Regions from separate parts of the Homo sapiens genome. Here region 2 is linked to region 1. Evidence: chromatin contacts called from ENCODE Hi-C or POLR2A ChIA-PET data. All regions are on one chromosome and are shown on one strand. Each heading gives the region's core, a stretch centred on a gene start or an enhancer-like site at or near the end of the contact. The rest is flanking DNA. Distances are from core to core; before and after follow the strand shown.

Region 1 (4,352 bases), core at 652-3,151:
GCTGATACTGTCCAGGCTGCAGCAGGAGCGCTAGTGCTAGTGCTTGAGAATTTCCACACCCTGTAGTATCCTCACCCACTCCCTGCCCCAACCAAAGGTGAGCTTTTTCCCAGTGGGGCACAAGGTGTTGGTTTGACCATCACTTCAGAAGCGCCTGGGTCACGCTGGAATGGGCTTGCCCTTAAGCAGAGTGTGGCTCTGGTACTAAACAAGTCTTTGCAGCCATTAAGTGAGACCAGGCTGTATTTGTGGGTGTTCTCTGCAGGTAGAGCTTTCCTGTCTACATTTGTTATCAGTTAATGTTCTGGTAGCTAAACTAAGAGCAGAAAAGGAATTCTTTCCAAGGTCTTACGATAAATCTGTCTATGCAAGCAGACCTCATCAAAGCCCCATGAAAACAGGCAGAGTCTCAGAGGTAAGAGTCCTGTTGATACTCCTGTTTGCTTATCCCAAAGAGCTTTACCCTCTCTTGGCCTTTCTTTCTCTTGTACTATCCAAACTGATCCTCTTGCTGGCCTTGTGAGATGGGCTGGGCATCTTTCCCACCCACAGATGAGGAACCAGGAGCTCAGTGTCATAACTTGCCCAGCATTGTAACCAGTAATCAGAGACGCAGAGCTTGTATCAAGGCCTCTGCCCTTCGCCTGGATATTCTCTGAGGTTTCTTCCCCACATGACAGTTTCTGAAGGGCAAAAACCTCCTAACATGAAGCAGCCTAAAATGTGGCATGAATTTAAGCAAACTTAGGGGGCAAAAAAAAGACTCCATTTAACTTTGATTTGGGAAACATTTTTCTTTGCATGACCCAGCAATTATGACTCTGAACCCAGAGAGGGAAATATAACCCTAACTCACTGTTGGCCAGGCAGTATACAATATTTATATAGTCACAATACTATAAACTCTATGTGTCAATTTTCTAATTTTAGAGCCAATCTGTGGACAAAGAGGGAGCAATTTTGTTATAGCTGCAAGATAGGATATAAATATGAACAGCCCTGACAAAGTAGAGATAAAAGTTGTTCGGTGTTTTTTAAGTGTGTCTAATATAAAGTGAGAGGGGAAAGCAGGGACAAAGATGAAATAATGTGGGGAGTTAAAGGATACGGTGTGTGGTTGATGGAATAAAAAAGCTCACTAGGTATGTTATTTACAGTTACAAAATAAAATATAAATAGCAAATGTTGGAAGAAGACACAGGGTAGAAGAGGGTAAATGTCCCTCATAGTGAATCAATGGATGCTACCTTAGGTTAAGAATCTTTTAACCCCTGATTCATCAAAAGACATGAAGGGAATCGCCAGAAAATATTAAAAGAGAAATCCCAAAAAGGGCTGCTGCCCCTAGGGAATGGCGGAGGGTGGGGGTGGGGAGGGCAGGAGGTTGTTGCTTTTCATCAGAAGTCATCTGTGTTGTGTGCTTTATTATGATGTTTATTACTTCGATTAAAACAAATTGAGGCAGTGAGAGAATGACTTTTAAAAGACAAAAACTGTGGATAGTACCATATGTTCCCTCAACAAATGCTCTCATGAGAATTAGCTATAAAACACTCATTAGGTCTGCAAACAGAAATCAGAGTGTTCCAGGCTATAAAATTATCAATGACTGTTTTCAGCAGTCCAGCCAGGCTAATGCTCTCCAATGAAGCCAAACTAATGTTGCTGATAACCAAAAGAATCTTTTTTTTTTTTTCTGTAAATGACAGAGGCCTGTGTGGCATCAGGGTGCCATTAACGTTTTCTCCTAGAGAGACAGCCAGGAAGAAAAATCGCTCCTCCTGTACTGCTCTCACCTGTGAGAAGTTTATGACTTGTTCGGAGAGCAGAGCACAGAGCCCGGGAAGAGTACTGGCAGTTTCTGTGTTTTTACAAGGGAAGAACATAGCTGAGTAGATTAACAGTTTCCTGTGTGGCTTGTTGCAAATTACATGCAATTAGCCCTCAGACAGCCTGAATCGAGAGAATTGTGGCAAAACTTGATGGTGCAGAACCTAGGCAGGCAGCCAGACTCCTAAACCCAGTCACGTAAATTTGCTGCTGTAACTGGATCTTCCCAAGCCACAAGTCTGAGAAATGGTGGGCACTCTGACCTGACCACTAGATTTTCAGGATATTCCTCCTAAGAGAGGTATCCTTGCTTCTAAGTGACCCCTAAAACAGAACCTAGGAAACTCTCAGCCAGATAAATTAGAAATTGATTCTAAATAGGCTTGTGCCCAGGAAATCAACAATGCAGTAAAAATATCAGGACAAAAGCAAGAATACTTCCCAAAGTCAGAACTGAGGAGCAATGAATATTAAATTGATCAATGGCATAGACATTTAAATGAAAATCCTTTTTTTAAATGTATATTACTGGCCAGGCACGGTGGCTCACGCCTGTAATCCCAGCACTCTGGGAGGCTGAGGTGGGTGGATCGCCCAAGGCCAGGAGTTCAAGACCAGCCTGGCCAACATGGTGAAACCCCATCTCTACTAAAAATACAAAAAAAAAAGTAGTTGGGCATGGTGGTGCGCACCTGTAGTCCCAGCTACTTGAGAGGCTGAAGCAGGAGAATCGCTTAAGCCCGGGAGGTGGAGGTTGCAGTGAGCCAAGATTGCACCACTGCACTCAAGCCTGGGTGACAGCGAGACTCCATCTCAAAAAAAAAAAAATTATATTACCTTTACTGCTTGGGGCATCTTCAAGAGAAGACTTTGCTGTAGACTATGGATGCATTTATTTGAATTAGATGACTTATTCTTGCGTTATCTCCTTACTCTTTTGATAATTACATTTCATTATTTTTTAAGCCACAATGGACATGCACATACATACTCCTGCATACAGTTTATAGGTTCTTGAGCCTAGGTAAGACTTTATGTCCTATGTGAAACATTTCTTGATTAGGAAAGTTACACCTTTCTCTTCAGTAGTGCATATAACCTTTACTAATCTCTCTTTGCTAAAAATAATGTGACAGTGTTAAACTGAAATATTTTTAGTATCTGTTTTGGCTGAGGCCCAAAACAAAAGTAAATGTGAGACTATAGCACTTGCAAAGGTCAAAACTGGTTTTTGAATGGCAGAAAATCAGCTCTACAGCCCTCAGCTGACTACCCACCTCCAGCCTTTAAAAGAGGTTATTGAGGCCAAGAAAAGAGTGGCAGTTAGAATGTGATCTTTAGAGAGAACTGTTGATCAGAGGTGTCTGTCCCCACCCAGGGACACTTGGGAGGGCTTGATAAGTGTCCTGTGGAGGATGTGGCTCATGCCTGAGATCCTATGATGGCAGAGCAAGGAGAGTTTGCTGTTTGGAGTTGGCTTCTGCTACTCACTTCCTATCTTTTTTCTGTGTGTGTGTTTTTTTTTTCTCCTTAGCACTTTTGACCAACATAATACATATTTTAAATACTTATCTCATTGTCTGTCTTCTTTAATACTATGTAAGTTCCATCAGGCACAGACTTTTAAAATTTGATCTCTGTATTCTAGGTGCTAGAATCCATTCTAGGTGCAGTGTGCATACATGGATACTCAATAACTATTTGCAGCTGGGAGCAGTAGTAGCTCATGCCTGTAATGGCAGTGCATTACAGGCCTGTGTGGCTTGTTGCAAATTGTGTGCAATTAGCCCTCAGACAGTCTGAATCGAGAGAACTGTGGCAAAACTTAATGGTGCAGCACATCGGCAGGCAGCCAGACTCTTAAACTCTTGGCCTTTGGGATGATAACTTGAGCCCAGGAGTTTGACACCAGCCTTGGCAATATAGGGAGACCTCATCTCTACCAAAAAAATTTTAAAAAGAAACACCAGGCATGGTGGCACATGCCTTTAGTCCCAGCTACTTGGGGGCTGAGGCAGGAGGATCATTTGAGCTCAGGAGTCCAAGGCTGCAGCAAGCCAAGATTGCAACACTGCACTCCAGCCTGGATGACAGAGCAATACCCTGTCTCTAAAAAATACAAATTAAATAACTAAATATTTGCATCCTACATTCATTACCACAAATCACTCCAACAACCCTACTCGTTCTGTATTATTATTCTCATTTTACATATGGGAAACTGGAGCTCTTACTCAGAAGGGTTAAGAAACTTACCCAGTATCACATACAACTAAGTCCAAGAGCCAGAATTGAAAGTCAGATTCATCTGATTCCAAAGCTTATGCTCTGCCTGTTAATGCTTTCTCAGCTCAGGTGCCTGTTTCCTGAAAATGTATTCTCATCCTTTTTTGGGTGCTAGGTAGTATCTAATCTAAGATTTTTAGGCAAGTAACATGCCATTCTGTGCTGTGGTCTCACTTGGTAGATCCTGCATAATGAGGATAACAAATAGAAAGATTAATTAATTGGTTATGTAGCTT
Region 2 (4,133 bases), core at 1,011-3,510, 170 kb after region 1:
CCTTGCGATACAGAGAAACTGTCTCAAAAAAGAAAAAAATTGTTCTCCTAAAATCTTTAGATTTCTAGATAGGATCTGTTGATTATTCAAATAAATTGGAGGGGTACTATAGAGTATGGCAAAGAGAGATTGGAGCTAGCATTGTCTGTTGGAGGAAAGGCTCTTTCTGACTCTAGCCAGCCCCTCCTGATAAATACCTCCCTTGTTCTGGTTCCCTGTACCTGCACTATGAACTGCATGCCTTTCCAACATCAATTTGATTGCCTAAGTCAGTGCCTTACTCCAGAGTTCTTTCATGTGTAAACACTTAAGCTTGGCTTTCTGGGACGAATCAGCCTTGGGTGAGCTTGAGTGATGTGGATTTTTTTCCCAGGCATCTCACGTCGCCCTAGTTTCAGATCCAGCAAACACTCATTAAGGGCCTTTTATGTGCCAAGCAAGGGGCAAGGTGCTTTCACCCATATGGTTCCTCCTCACAACAACCCTAAGAGGAAAGTATTAACTAGCTCCCATTTGTAAATAAAGAACTTGAGATTCAAAGATTTTAAATGATTCCTTTGTGGTTGCACAGCCCCTGACTTCCAAGTTCAGTGAGATTTGTATTTCTATACTAATTCTACAGAGCTTGAAGACTTAACTCCTTAACTCAGACGAGTAAAAAGGTTTCTCTCTAAGGCCAGTTTGGATCAATTGCTAGGTGGCTGCCTGGAGTTAAGGATTTGCAAGTGCCGCTCAAGTTTGTTGAGCAAGAATGTTGTGATCGATTGGCAATGTCCGGCGTGGGTGGAGCAGGTGTCTGCCAAACCGCTCTGGACCTGAGGTTTCTAATCATCAGCCTCTACTCATTCTGCTCTCCTCTGCCATTCTGGAGTCTCTCCTCTGATGAGCACTGTTTGCCTGAGGCTGGATTTTTGCAACTTTAAGGGGCTTTGATTATCACCTTTCTGACTTGGCAGGATCATCTTTGCCTTCAGAAATAATGCTAAGGCTTTGGGAGGCTGAGGCGGGAGGATCGCTTAAGCCCAGGAGTTCAAGAGCACCTGGGCGACATAGACCGACCCTGTCTCCATTAAAAAAAAAAAAAGAAGGCCAGGCATGGTGGTTCGCACCTATAATCATAGCACTTTCAGAGGCTGAGGCAGGAGGAGCCCTTGAGCCCAGGAGTTCAAGACCAACCTGGGCAACATAAGGAGACCCTGTCTCTTTTTCAATTTTATAATTTTATATAAAAAAATTAATAAATAAAAATTAAAAAAAAGATGCTAATAGTCTGGTGAAGAGCTTCATTTTCTAGATACGAAATCTCATTGTTAGGCAATTTAGATACCTTAAAGTTATCACTGACTCACCCCATCATATAGGCTTAGAAAAGTGAGTTGAGGTTGGGGTCAGTGGCTCACGCCTGTAATCCTAGCACTTTGGGAGGCCGATGTGGGTGGATCACCTGAGGTCAGGAGTTCCAGACCAGCCTGGCCAACATGGTGAAACCTCATCTCTACTAAAAATACAAAAATTAGCCTGGTGTGGTGCTGGGCACCTACAATACCAGCTACTCAGGAGGCTGAGGCAGGAGAATCACTTGAACCTGGTGGGCCAGAGATTGCAGTGAGCCGAGATCGTGCCACTTCACTCCAGCCTGGGTGAAAGGGCGAAAGAGTGAAACTCCATTTCCAAAAAAAAAAAAAAAAAAAAAAGGAAAAGAAAACAAAAGAAGTGAGTTGAAGGTGAAAGCTCGAAACTTTTACTTCTGTGCACCTGGGAGCCCCTCTATAGCTTCTTTCCCTCTTCCCTAGGGGCTCCTCGGTTTACAGGAATTCTCAGGGAAATCACTCCAGCAGCCAAACTTCCATACTGGGATGGACAGACCCAGAGCAGTGGCACATCGGTATCGCCTGGAGGGCGTGTTAAAACACGGATTCCTGGGCCCCACCCCCAGGGTTTCTGCTTCAGGCAGTCTGGGGTAAGTCCCAGGAATTTGCATGTCTGGTTTCCACTACTTTGACAACCACTAACCTGGAGAGTACTTGTAATGGCTGGTTTAGAGCATGGGCTTGTTTACAGATGGTGTGTGTGGCCAGTTTCTCTATCTGTGGGGAAGGGATTCTGTCCTCAAATATTTAATGAGCATCTCGCACTGTGCTGCTGAGGGAAATGTAGAGGAATATTAAGCTTGTCCCTGGTAGACTTTGGAGCCTAATTTGGAATCAGTAAATTGCATTGCTGTGTGTAAAGTACTGCCCTCACCCCCTTAAGAGGATGTGGCAGAAGGCCTGAAGCAGTGACTAAGTCAGGGGAGGATTCCTGCGGCAGGTGATATTTGAAAGGAAACCTGAGGCTAAAAAGTTATTGGCTATGTGCACTTATGGGGGAAGAGAAACTCGGAGCAGAGCCTGTACATTAAAAGAGTCTGGAGATGCTGCACTAGGTGAGAAGAAAAGGTTTGTGTTTGTTCTGAGAATTCCATTGTGACTCCTATATGTAAACCAGAAAGTATCAGAGACAAAGTCTCAATCAACTTAGAGAGTTTGGCCAGGCAGGGTGGCTCACGCCTGTAATCCTAGCACTTTGGGAGGCCCAGGCTGGAAGATCGCTTGAGGCCAGGAGTTTGAGACCAGCCTGGCCAACATGGTGAAACACCATCTCTACTAAAAATACAAAAATTAGCTGGGTATGTGGTGTGCACCTGTAATCCCAGCTTCTTGGGAAGCTGAGGCACCAGAACTGCTTGAACCTGGGAGGCAGAGGTTGCGGTGAGCTGAGATTGCCACTGCACTCCAGCCTGCGCAACAGAGTGAGACTCTGTCCCAAAAAAAAAGAAAAATTTAGAAAGTTTATTTTGCCAAGGTTACAGGACATGCCCATAACACAGGCTCAGGAGGTCCTAACGACATGTGCCCAGGGTGGTCAGAGTACAGCTTGCTTTTATACATTTTAGGGAGACATAATACATCAATCAATACATGTAAGATTTTTTTTTTTTTTTTTTTTTTTTTTGAGACGGAGTCTCGTTCTGTCGCCCAGGCGGGAGTGCTGTGGCGCGATCTCCGCTCACTGCAAGCTCCGCCTTCCGGGTTCACGCCATTCTCCTGCCTCAGCCTCCCGAGTAGCTGGGACTACAGGCGCCCGCCACTGCGCCCGGCTAATTTTTTGTGTTTTTAGTAGAGACGGGGTTTCACCGTGGTCTCGATCTCCTGACCTCGTGATCCGCCCGCCTCGGCCTCCCAAAGTGCTGGGATTACAGGCGTGAGCCACCGCGCCCGGCCAATACATGTAAGATTTACTACATTGGTTCCATCTGGCAGAGCAGGACAACTCAAAAGGGGTAGAGGGGCTGCCAGGTCATAGGTACTCTACTCTAGGGGTACCTAGGGGCTGCCAGGTCATAAGTACTGCTATTCTAAAGCCTCCAAGTAACAGGCTTTAGAGAATAAACTGTAAACATTTCTTATCAGACTTCAGGTCAGTGTTGATGTTAATATTGGAGGGGTATGATGGGGCATGTCCAACCCCCACTTCCCTTCATGGCCTGAACCAGTCTTTCAGGTTAAATTTTAGGGTTCCCCGGCCAAGGAGGAAGTCCATTCAGATGGTTGCAGGGGCCCTTCAAATTTTATTTTTGGTTTATAGATATGAAATAAAGATGCAACTGTATAATGATCATGATGAAATGTGGGTGCTTACTGTGTAGTTGGTGCTGTGCTAAACATGTTACTCAAACATGTTACTTCCATCGTCTTATTTCTCATACCCATCCCATGAGGTGGAGGTCCAACTCTAATCCCCATTTGTAGTAGTTTGCCGAAGCCACAGTAACAAAGCACCATAAACTGGGTGGCTTAAACAGAAATTAACATAAATTATTGTCTCATGGTTCTAGAGGCTAGAAGTCTGAACTCAAGGTGTCTGCAGAGTTGGTTTTTTTTTTTTTGAGACAGAGTCTCACTCTGTCGCCCAGGCTGGATTACAGTAGCATGATCTTGGCTCATTGCAACCTCCACCTCCCGGGTTCAAGCAATTCTCCTGCCTCAGCCTCTTGAGTAGCTGGGATTAGAGGCACACGCCACCATGCCTAGCTAATTTTTGTATTTTTAGTGGAGACGGGTTTCCCATTTTGGCCAGGCTCTAACTCCTGA

The links. Hi-C counts contacts between places; a loop is a spot of excess contacts on that map. ChIA-PET counts read pairs that join two places held with the same protein, here RNA polymerase II (POLR2A). Pooled maps may share reads with other maps.
Region 2: a loop to region 1 is called in a pooled map, with 2.1 times the contacts of the local background. The contact joins two enhancer-like sites. A Hi-C loop is called at or near these places in 5 of 50 pooled maps. POLR2A ChIA-PET finds 5 or more read pairs at or near these places in 3 of 52 experiments (A549, activated CD4-positive, alpha-beta T cell and activated CD8-positive, alpha-beta memory T cell).

What each region holds. Positions count from the first base shown.
Region 1 is chr9:68,980,115-68,984,466 of GRCh38, forward strand. The region is part of intron 14 of PIP5K1B (phosphatidylinositol-4-phosphate 5-kinase type 1 beta); the gene reads left to right. Among named protein-coding and RNA genes, the nearest start is that of PRKACG, 32 kb to the right of the region's middle. Within about 2 kb of position 1,902, at least 4 of the 41 ENCODE cell types and tissues checked have a DNase peak (open chromatin) inside an H3K27ac peak, as active enhancers do.
Region 2 is chr9:69,153,556-69,157,688 of GRCh38, forward strand. It overlaps a transcript of TJP2 not described here. Among named protein-coding and RNA genes, the nearest start is that of TJP2, 19 kb to the right of the region's middle. RefSeq lists an enhancer at 1,825-1,884. Within about 2 kb of position 2,261, at least 4 of the 41 ENCODE cell types and tissues checked have a DNase peak (open chromatin) inside an H3K27ac peak, as active enhancers do.